Regions from separate parts of the Mus musculus genome. Here region 2 is linked to region 1. A link is a contact called in ENCODE Hi-C data. All regions are on one chromosome and are shown on one strand. The core of a region is the stretch at or near the end of the contact, and the rest is flanking DNA. Distances in the headings are between cores, read along the strand shown.

What was found. A loop is a pair of places that touch in the nucleus more often than their neighbours do.
Region 2: a map of regulatory T cell shows a loop between it and region 1 (8-fold over the local background). The contact joins the promoter of Lbr here to the promoter of Tfb2m in region 1. A Hi-C loop is called at or near these places in 2 of 37 maps with a recorded cell type or tissue (regulatory T cell and v-Abl transformed pro-B cells).

Annotation. Positions count from the first base shown.
Region 1 is chr1:179,543,961-179,549,015 of GRCm38, reverse strand. It overlaps Tfb2m (transcription factor B2, mitochondrial), which reads left to right and starts at 2,740. Exons shown (of 8, transcript NM_008249.5): 1 at 2,740-3,194; 2 at 4,030-4,118. The coding sequence starts at 2,885. It overlaps Cnst (consortin, connexin sorting protein), which reads right to left and starts at 2,487. Exons shown (of 11, transcript NM_146105.3): 1 at 2,400-2,487.
Region 2 is chr1:181,839,576-181,844,630 of GRCm38, reverse strand. It overlaps Lbr (lamin B receptor), which reads left to right and starts at 2,230. Exons shown (of 14, transcript NM_133815.2): 1 at 2,230-2,343.

The DNA of each region.
Region 1 (5,055 bases), core at 1,491-3,990:
TTTCAATTCTCATTTAAAAGCTACAAGAAAAAAAAAGAGAGAAACCAGTAGTTTCCGTTCTCAAGCAATCTGATTATGATAACTTAATAAGAAAAATAATTTAAAACCAGCCATAAAGAAACCAGCAGGCACTATTAGAAAGAAAAATTACTTCAAAGGCACAAAAATTGCACAAGATACAAAAGCCCCAACTGCTAAGCAATTTGTGAAAAAAAAAAAACTTTAATTAAGCTTTTCTAAAAATGTAGGTCTAAATGCTGACTCTAAGATTCATTTTAAAAGTGAAATGGACATGGGGTGGGTGCTTTCTGTATTGCTCGAGTACCTGCAAATGCAGACAAGTATACCATTAACTCTATGCAGAGGGAAACAACTAGGCACATGGCAAAGGCCTGCAGTGCCAGGGATGCTGAGTTAACCAAGGGTGGGGGCTCAGGCGGGAAGGCGTTTGCAGAGAAAACATGGAAACCTGAGTCCTGATCCCCAAAGACCCACACCCATAACCTGAGTGCGTGGAGGATGGAGGCAGACGGAGCCGTGGACACTGACGGACAGCCAGCCCAGCAGGATCTGAGCTCCAGGGTCAGGAACAGAACATGTCTCAACAAAACAGTGGACAGTGACAGTCACGTGACATCACACTACACAGGCACACACATGCATACCACATACACAAACAGAAACAGGGAGCTGGGGAGGTAGCTCCAGGGCAGAGCACTCGCCCAGCGCGTGTGCAAAGCCCAGGCTTTGACCCCTAACAAAGAAGGACAATGATAAATATAACTTTCCTAACGCCAACCACTCAAAAGGAAAATAAACCCTGCCCCAAGTTTCCTTGGACTGAGTAGGCTGTGGTCCACAGGCATTGTGAAATTTTTAAAAATGGTGCTAGGTCTGGAATTCAGGGCCTTATACGTGCGAAGTGGTCTACCACTGAGCTACAATCCCCTTGCCTTAAGAGGCTTATTTTAAAAATGAAAAACTCAAGAATATACTGGGTAAGTAAATTTTGTTATTGCTCTGATATTTTTTAAAAATCATTCTGAGGGAGGGACTGGGAGGAGAGGAGGCAGGGGAGGCAAGGATCGTGAGGTAAAGTTAATTAATTATTTAATTAATAAAAATTATAAAAATCATTCTGCCATATTCAATTGTTAAAATATAGCTCTGGGGAGGGGTGCAAGTCTAGAATCCTTCTGAGTTTATCAAAATGCCAATGGGGGGGGGTCACCTTTGCTTTTTTTCTTTTCCTGAGACATGGTTTCACTATATCCTAAACTAGCCCTGAACTCTATGCATCCCAGGCTGGCCTCCAACTGGTGGGTAATCAGCCTCCTGAATGCCAGGAGCACAGACTTTTACCACCATGCCTGGGAAGAATAATTTCAATAAAGAAAGGATGTTAAAAAACAAAACAAAAACTTAACAAAATCAAGATCAGTGAACAACAGTTAATAGCTTCTGCAGTGTACTAACTTACCATGCAAAAAAGGCCATCTTCAGGTGTCAATTCTTTCCGCCCTAGAGTTTCATTAGCTAAGGGCAATCTTGAGGCTACTTGGCAGGTGACACATTCCTGAGAAACTCTTTCCTTGTGCATTTATATGCCAAGCTCAATTATGCTGCCAGCAGAGTAAGCAGAAAGGATTGTACATATTTTAAACTAAGAAGTTGATTGGCCGCAGCTTCCAGCCTTGATGGAAGGGATAATGGGCAAAGCTTTGAGTACGATCCCCAAACACCGAAATCACTCTCAAAGAAAAGGATCTTCTAACACTGCCAAAATTCCCATTAGAGTATCCTATTTTTAGTCTTTGCAATCGGCCTTTTAAATTGCATTCTACGGTACAATGTGCTTAACTAAGTTTACACAGAGAATAAGGAAGCTTCCTAAGGCTTTAATCCTTTTAAACATGGGAAGGAATTTTAAGCTTTCAAATATTAAAATTTTTCAGCCTGAAATTTCAGTCTTGCAAACATGCATATTAAAAAGAAAAGGTAAATCTTGGCCCACAGGGAGGGAAAGAAGGGAGGCACTCGGCGGTTCCTGACAACCAAAGAGGTAGCTGTGGAGGGGAAAGAAGGTATATGGGGGCAAATAAAAGCTACCCGCAGGGAAGCTGGCACAGGCGACGGGCCACCGAACAGAGACACCGACGCGGAGTAGAAGCTGCCGGGTCCCCGGGGAGGGGAGCGCGCGCGGAGAAATTGGCGCGACGCGCGACAACCGCGTACCCGCAGAAAAGCGGGGAAAACAGGAGATCCGAGAGGGGGCGGATGCGAGAGGGACCCGCTGCAACTCCGGGGAGGACAGCGCCCGGGGAGGAGCCAGCGACTCCCCACAGCTCGGCGGTCGCCGCCAGCCGGCTGATCCCCTGCAGCCGGGCTGCTGGTCTTACCTGGGCATCCGAGGCAATGCAAGGGCTACCGCCGGGCGCCGGGTCTGTTTCCAGCCCCGCGCGCTGACATGGCGGCCGACGAGCTGTCACACCGCCGGCTCGGGTCTCCCGCGGCACTGGAGGATCGGACACCTCTAGCCTTCCCGCCCCGCCTCCCTCTGCGCAACCCTCCCGGCTGGCGGCCGGACCGAGGAGCATAGAGTGCGAGACCGCGGCTAGAGAGGAAGTGCGGAGGGCGGGCGACCATAGAGTTCCAGCACGGACACACCCGGAGAGTCCACGCACAGGAGCCTGGGGGCGGAGCCTAGGCGGAAGCGGAAGCGAGTGAGCAAAGGACTGAGGCTAGGTCGTTCGCATGCGCCATTCGTAATGTTTACTTCCGCCCGGCCTAGTGTGGTGGTGAAATGTGTGCACGTGTGATGGGGTGCTCTGCGTTCTTCGCAGAGGCTACCTTAACTGGTGTTTGAGGTGGACTTTAGAGGAGGATGAGGGGACCGGCGATGCGGCTTCCCCCGCGGATCGCGCTGTCAGCGTTGGCCCGCGGCCCATCTTGCATTCTAGGGTCCGGAGCGGCGACGCGGAAGGACTGGCAAACGAGGAACCGCCGCGGCTTCTCTGACTTCAATATAGAGCCGTTGCCTGATTCTGATTTGGAGGAGTCGTCCCCGTGGACATCCAGGAATCGATCGGAGCCTACGCGTCACATAGCATGTAAGAAAGCGGCCAGGAACCTGGTACGGGACCTGCTGGAGCACCAAAACCCATCCCGTCAAATTATACTAGAGTGCAATCCAGGTGAGTTGAACAGAAGCTTTGCCCTTAGCGTTTACGTGCCCAATATCCTAAATTAGTGTTTGTTTATTGTGTATGCGCGCGTGTTTAGGTCAGAAGACGACTTAGCGAGAGTCAGTTCTCGCCCTACACTTGTGATCTCAATGATTGAAACGAAGTGTTCAGGCTTTACGCCAACCGCCATTGCCCTCTGAGCGTTCTCATTGACCCTGAATTGTATTTTTTTCTTTCTTAAGCATCACTTCTTACTGACAGTCATTTCGTTTAGACTTGACAGTAATTTTTATGGCTAAACATTCAAATAGTCCGTGAGTAAGAGGTAGTCGCAATCTTACATACTATCTTATATACTTGTTTTTCTTCTAGGAAATAGTGACATTTGTTAGGACAGTAAGTGTTGCTGTCACTGACAGACAGAAGGCTGTACAGCTTACCTGTTGAGATGTTGTGGGTTCAAGGTAACTGCCTAATCATAGTTTTCTATATGCAAAAAGAATGTTATCTGGAAACATTGTGTCGTTGAAGCTTGTGTAAAGTCGACTTTGAAAGTGACTGTGGCCGGATGCAATGGCACACACCTTTAATCCCAGCAAGAGGCAGACTGATCTGTGAGTTGGAGGCCATCGAGGTCTACAGAGTGAATTCCAGGACAGCCAGAGCTACACAGTGAGATCCTGTCTTAAAAATAGAGGAAGAGAAAGACACACACACACACACACAGAGAGAGAGAGAGAGAGAGAGACAGACAGACAGACAGACAGACAGATAGAAATGGAGAGACAGAATCAGACAGTATGTTGTTTATTTTGCAAATAAAGTTTTTCTGTTAATATACCAGGTCCTGGAATCCTGACTGGGGCATTACTTAAAGCTGGTGCCAGAGTGGTTGCCTTTGAAAGTGAAAAGACTTTTATTCCACATTTGGAGGTATATTTTTATGTTCCTAAAGTAATATATCTATAAAGACTAGGACCTGTTGAGTGTTCCATGCTTGTTGAGTTTCTGAAAGCTTGGGAGTTCTGAAATCTCTTTTCTAGTTCCTACTGGGGCCCCGAAAATGATAACCTCAAAGCATGACTCATTAATAATAAGTGAGTATTTTGGAATAAAGGACAGTTGGAAGCCCTCAGGTGTAGCTTCAGGAAGAAAGTGTTTCTGCCCTCCTGTTCTTCAAATCAAGCCCTAGAGAGCAGAACTCCTATTCTCAGGATAGACACAGAAGCTAGGACCACCTCACTGCAAAAGAAATGATAGGCCTGAGAATTACTGTAAGCTTTCTGTGTGAGAACTGCCTTTGGCCTACCTTGATTCATAGAGGATCGGGAGTTCTTTTGTCAGAAGCGTTCACCCTCTGCCCAAGAGGAACGAATGACAAACGTAGAGAGCCTAAGAATCTGAACGGAGCGGCCCTGGGTCTGCTTCCACCTTTGGTTGGTTCAGGTCACACCCCTTTTATTCCAGCTCATCCCCACAGAGCTGCCCATTCTCCATTGACTCTCAGCGTGAAGTTGGACACTTTCTCTAGATCTACATAGGAACACTTGTTACATAGGCTCCCATTAATTTGTGGTTACACTTTTCAGTTGTTAATCTACCTTTTGTTAAATGAGTGTAGTTTATTCCCTTAAGATCAGGAGGAACTATGTCCCATCTTACCTTCCTATACAGTCTAGCTGAATGATATATAATTGGTCACTAAGCTCATGTCCCCATCTTCAGTACTGTGCTGTGGCTCTGCCCTGTGTGAACTTAACTTTCAAGAGTAAGTGCTAAGGTTAGGTTAATGGTGGTACACTGTTCTCTCTGAGTTTACTTAGGACTTCAAGTGAAACCAAAAAGGGTTGAGATGGATAAGCACAGTTGC
Region 2 (5,055 bases), core at 981-3,480, 2.3 Mb before region 1:
GAGTATGGATGCCTGTGGCACAGAGCCCTGTGTGTGGCAAGTACTTTGTGAAGTTTTCCTGGGATGCTGCACTCTGGAAAAGAGAGGAACATTCTAGAGTGTCAAAGGAAGGGCCGGCCAGTCTGTGGAGACTTCTGGAGAGCTGGTGAGGTGGGGTAGATAAAGAGCAAGCCTGGGGAGGTCCAGAGACCACCACATCTGTTCAGATTCCAGCAGGCCAGGGTTTCTGCATGGCTGTCCCGTGTCCTGCTGAAGTTGGGATATTTTTCTGCAGAGAAGTATTTCTGGACTCTGAGAGCATCCAAACATATTTTTAGGCTTACTTCTTAGCTAACAGTCAGAGAAAGGGATCTTTAGGATTGATTTACCAGGGGCTGGGGTGTGGCTGGCCAAGGGTAAAGGGTTTATGCTCCACCTCTAGCTTTTAAAGAAAAAGATGAACTTGGTAGTTTAAACAGGCTGCAGTGAGGCTACAACTCACATCTAATTGCAAATTATGCAACCATGAGATTTAGATAGAGAAAGACCCAAAATCCATTAAGAACTTACTGATATACATGTGGTTAAAAAAACAAACAAACATTTCATCTACCTGAATGTACTGATTACAAATGGCAATTTCGTGAATCTGAAATAAGAGAATGTTATAAGGAATTATTGCCAGCTGCGTTTCCCAATGAACAGCTGCATCTAATTTTCACAATTAATTAGTAGGTCCGGATCCATGTCCTTACCTCTTCTAACTTATTAATAAAATTAAAAAATTTAAAGTTAAATGTTAAGGAAAAGCAGGAATGAGTTCTGTATGTACCCATGCCTTGCACACACAAACATCTTTAGTGAATATAAGGTATGATGTTGAATTCGTATACAGGCTTATTTGTGTGTGTGTGTGTGTGTGCAAGTGTATACATGAAGGCCAAAGGTTAGTGTAAGTTGTCTTTCTCCAACTGCGCAACATCTTGCTCTTTGAGACAGGGTGTCTCACAAAATCCTAGCTGTTACCAACTGAGTCCAGGGAGATCTGTTTGTCCCCAGCTACCTCTGTCCCCTTCATTATAGTTACAGCCTTTTGAGAGCACCTTCCTCTTGTTTTAATTTTAGTGCTGAGGGTCTCAAGTGCTCACAAAGTTCTTATTCTTTCAAGGCAGGGTTCTTTATCATCTGAGCTGGCTCTCCAGCCTCACTGGCCTGGTCCTTTTGAAGAAACTATAAACCAAAGTTTACAAGGTTTCCCCGCCTCTGGTCTTTTATTTTGTAAGTGAAAATGCTTATATGTCCTGTGGAGGGAACCCAACGGAACCTTGGCTCTGGGTTTGAGGAGTGAAGGATGTCTTTGGTATTAGTAGAATTTATCTCAAACGACATCCTTCCCATGGTGTTTTCCTGTGTTATTTGCCGCAGGACTCGGAGTAGGATTCGTCTTTAAGAGCTGAAGCTTAAGGGATTTGCCAAACTTTACGTTTAGAGGTTTCTTGATGCACACATCTGTGGTTTAGATTTCCACCCAGGGCAACCCCAACGGCAATGACAAATCAAATCGTGGTGAGCACTCTTTCTTAGGAAGGGCTCCGAGGCACGCACTTACTCACTCGTTTGTAGCTGAGAAGGTGACAGCGCTGTGCACCTGAAGCCACGCTGCGGATGAAAAGACTTATTTCAGCCTTGCATCTGAACCCACAGTGCTTCCGAGGCAGGAAGACACTCAGATGTATTTAATAAGGGATGTTGGAAATACCTTTAAAAACAGCACGGCGAAGTAGGGAGCTTTAACGAACTGCTTTGAACTCTCAACCCGAGAGGAAGGAAACAACCAGTGGTGGCAAGTGTAAGGGGGGGGGGGAGTTTGGGGGCTCCGGCCTGGGCCTGCTGGGGTCGGGTCCAGGCGGGACGCGAAGCCCGCGGGCTTCGGCCGTGGCCGGACTAAGCGCGCGGCCCGCTGGCTCCCGAGGTTACACACGGACCGAGAGCCGGGTGACAGCAGCGGACGCTTTTGCCTGGCGTCGCGCGAGCTTCACCCTCCTCCCAGACCGCCGGCCTAGATCGCTCCGCAGGAGGGCGCGAGCCAAAGCGCGGCTTGGTGCCTGGGCTGCGGAGATAAACCGGGTGGGGACGCCGGACGCTCACGAGCGGGCGGGCTGGACGCGCCACTGGCCCTCGACCAATCGCCAGCGCCGGCGATGATTCAAAAGGTCGAGGGACCAATGGGGAGCTCAGGGCAGCCTCGCTAGGGGCGGGACCTCGGGGGCGCGAGAGCGCGGCCGGCTGTGTCGCGCGCGGAGTCGCCGCTGGCTGCTGGTGACTGTCCTGGAGTGGCTGGAGTTCCCGCCGGAGCGCGGCCAGGTGAGCGTCGGCGCGGGACTCCGCCGCGTGTGGAGAGCGGGTTCCCCGGGGCGGCCGGCGAGGCTGGGGCCGCGCGGGCCGGAAGTCGAGCGCGGGTTTCGGATGGCGGACAACCCCCGATCCCCGTCTCGGACGCGCGCGTTGGGTGCCCCGGCCGGGCCGGGCTGGGCTGTGCTCGCCGCGGCTTCCCGGCCCTCGGAAAGCGGGCGGCCTTCGGAGGAGGGGTTAACCGCCTCTGGCTCCTGCCAGGGCGCCGTCCCGCCTATCCGGGCCTCCTGAGTGCTTCTGCGCGGTGACAGCGGACCTCGCGCCTCCAGCAGCTTCGAGGGCCACTCAGTGCGCGCTGGGGTGCGGAGGGCCTGCTCCGGGGCACTTCGGCGATGGCGGGCTGGCCTGGCGTTGCGCCCGCCCGCCCTGTGTAGCGCACTTGGTGTGCTAGGGCCGTGGCTCAGGTGCAGGAGCAGGACTAGATCTGGGGCTACAAAGTAGCAGCTGCTCTGAGGGTTAGAAGATGGGGCTACAGAGAAGCGCGGGATGGAGGACCTAATACGGACAGAGAGGGTGATGATGAGCGTTGACTGGGGAGTTGGGGCGGGAGTGAGTAAGGACTGTTAAGATTAGCGTGCTTTTGGGTATTAAGGGAAAAGGCCACTCTGCCAGGACAGCCAGCTTTCTCCTGCACGGCTCTGAAGGGGCACAGACCCTGCGAACGCCTTCCTGTTTGCGTTTTGCCTAGCAGGCCTGTGCCGGCTCAGGTGTTAAAGGGTAGCTGTGAGCCACCATTTGAGCTTTTTCTTTCTGCCACATTAAGTGAATTTGGGAGAGGGGGGGAAACGATTAAAGATCTTAGTAACGCACCGGAGCATCGTAGAAAGAAATCGGCCACACTGATACATAGTGTTATATTGTACCATAATATGTGAGGCGTTCAGTGCCAAATGACCCTCGGGTTAGCAAGAATCTGGGTTGACAGGAAAAAAGCCTGAGGATTCTTGAATTTCTGCGGTATGTGGTTGAGGGTACAGTTTAGCGAGTGACTTTTCTTTGCAAACAACCTGTTTGTTTAGGGAAGCCTGTGTGCGTCTCTTATGCGTTACTTGGGTGCATAAGAATACACGGGAGTCTGGAGCCTCCTTGTCCTATCCAGTATAATTATCTCCTGTTGGGCAATATTTTGGGATGTGTTATGTAGTTTCCACTGACTGTGTGGATCTTGTGCAAAGTGGCATTCATATCTTGTTGGCAGCCCATTTTTTTTTTTTTTTTTTTGTCTCCTAAGACAAGGTCGTTCTCCACATGCTATATAAAATATCACCATCAGTGTCAGTTCATGGTTTGTGTTGTTGTTGTTGTTTGTTTTTTTGAGACAAGATCTCTGCACAGCCTTTATTGTCCTGGAACACAGTGCAGGCTAGGCAGACCTTCAACATACAGAGGTCTGTTTTCCTCTGCCTCCCAAAGAATGGGATTAAAGCCACCATGCCCTGCTAGTCTCAGTTCTTTTCCTCCCTTTTTTTCTGGGGATCAAATTTTATATTACACATTATAGGCATATTTTTGAAAAATTGAGGCTCAAATATCTACTGGGTGCCTTGATTATGTATTACCTACTATTTAATAAGTAATAGAATTTTTTTTTTTTTAAACTTTGACTTGTGTTCTTTGTTGGACTCATAGTTAATGTGGTGTCTTCAAGATGCAGTAGAGAAACAGCAGTGAGTCTAGGGCCATACCATTCTAATCCTCTGGATTTCATCAGATCTCTGAAGCCAAACAGGATCAGACGTGGTTAGTACCTGGATGGGATGAATGGCAAGGATTGGATGCTTCTGATAGTTCAGAATAAATCTGTTCCAGGGCCTTTTAAAGATGCAGGCGGTCCCCAAGCCACAAAGTGCTCCTATTGCAAGTTTTTGAAGTGTTGTTTGAGATCCTACTGGCACCTTCATATAGAAAGACATTGTGGGCTTTCTCAAACTTTGGAAAGAGTAGGAGAACCTAATTGATCTGGGGAGGAAGAGAGGTGGGGATTCAGAGAAGGAAGCCCAGCACATTTCCTTCCTCTTTGTCCCGGGCAACTTGGAACTGAGTGTTGAAATGGACAGAGTTTTCTGTTGTCACCTTCCTTTTTTGTGCCCCTCCTCCTTGTGCAGATGTGAGCCAGTGCTCTCCTGCTTCCCGAGGGCCCTCATGGTCGCTTCTGCCAGTCTGACTTCATTCCTACAGCTCCCAAGCATACTCCTTATCCCAGAGATGCTATCTCACAAGTTAGGGGGACTGAGGCAGGCTCAGTAATGAACCTCTTATCACCAGATAAGCACTTTCGTTTTCTTTCATCTGTTGTCTGTCTAAACAGATGGAGCTTGGGAAGTCTTTTTTTGTTTTTTGTTTTTTTTTCCTTCAGGGGATTAACAGTGAAGAAATGTTATTTAGAAAGACTTTCTTGGGAGGGGTAGGTAATGCAACTTTCTCCTTAATTCCACAGTCTGCAAGAGTCTTTAGCGTTCCTGTAGAGTTGCATAACCAGCTCTTGGCCTCCGGAGTGTGTCTTTGTGTGCTTGGGTGATGTATGGAGACTTGCTCAGCAGGTGAAGGAGTCTTTCTGTCTGCTGCTTGCTTATCTTATCATTGGTATCAGAGCACTGGCTTTTATCCTGTGGATCTGTTGGTCACCGGAGTGAGAAATAACACCTCAGAGAGCTCCTAGCACAG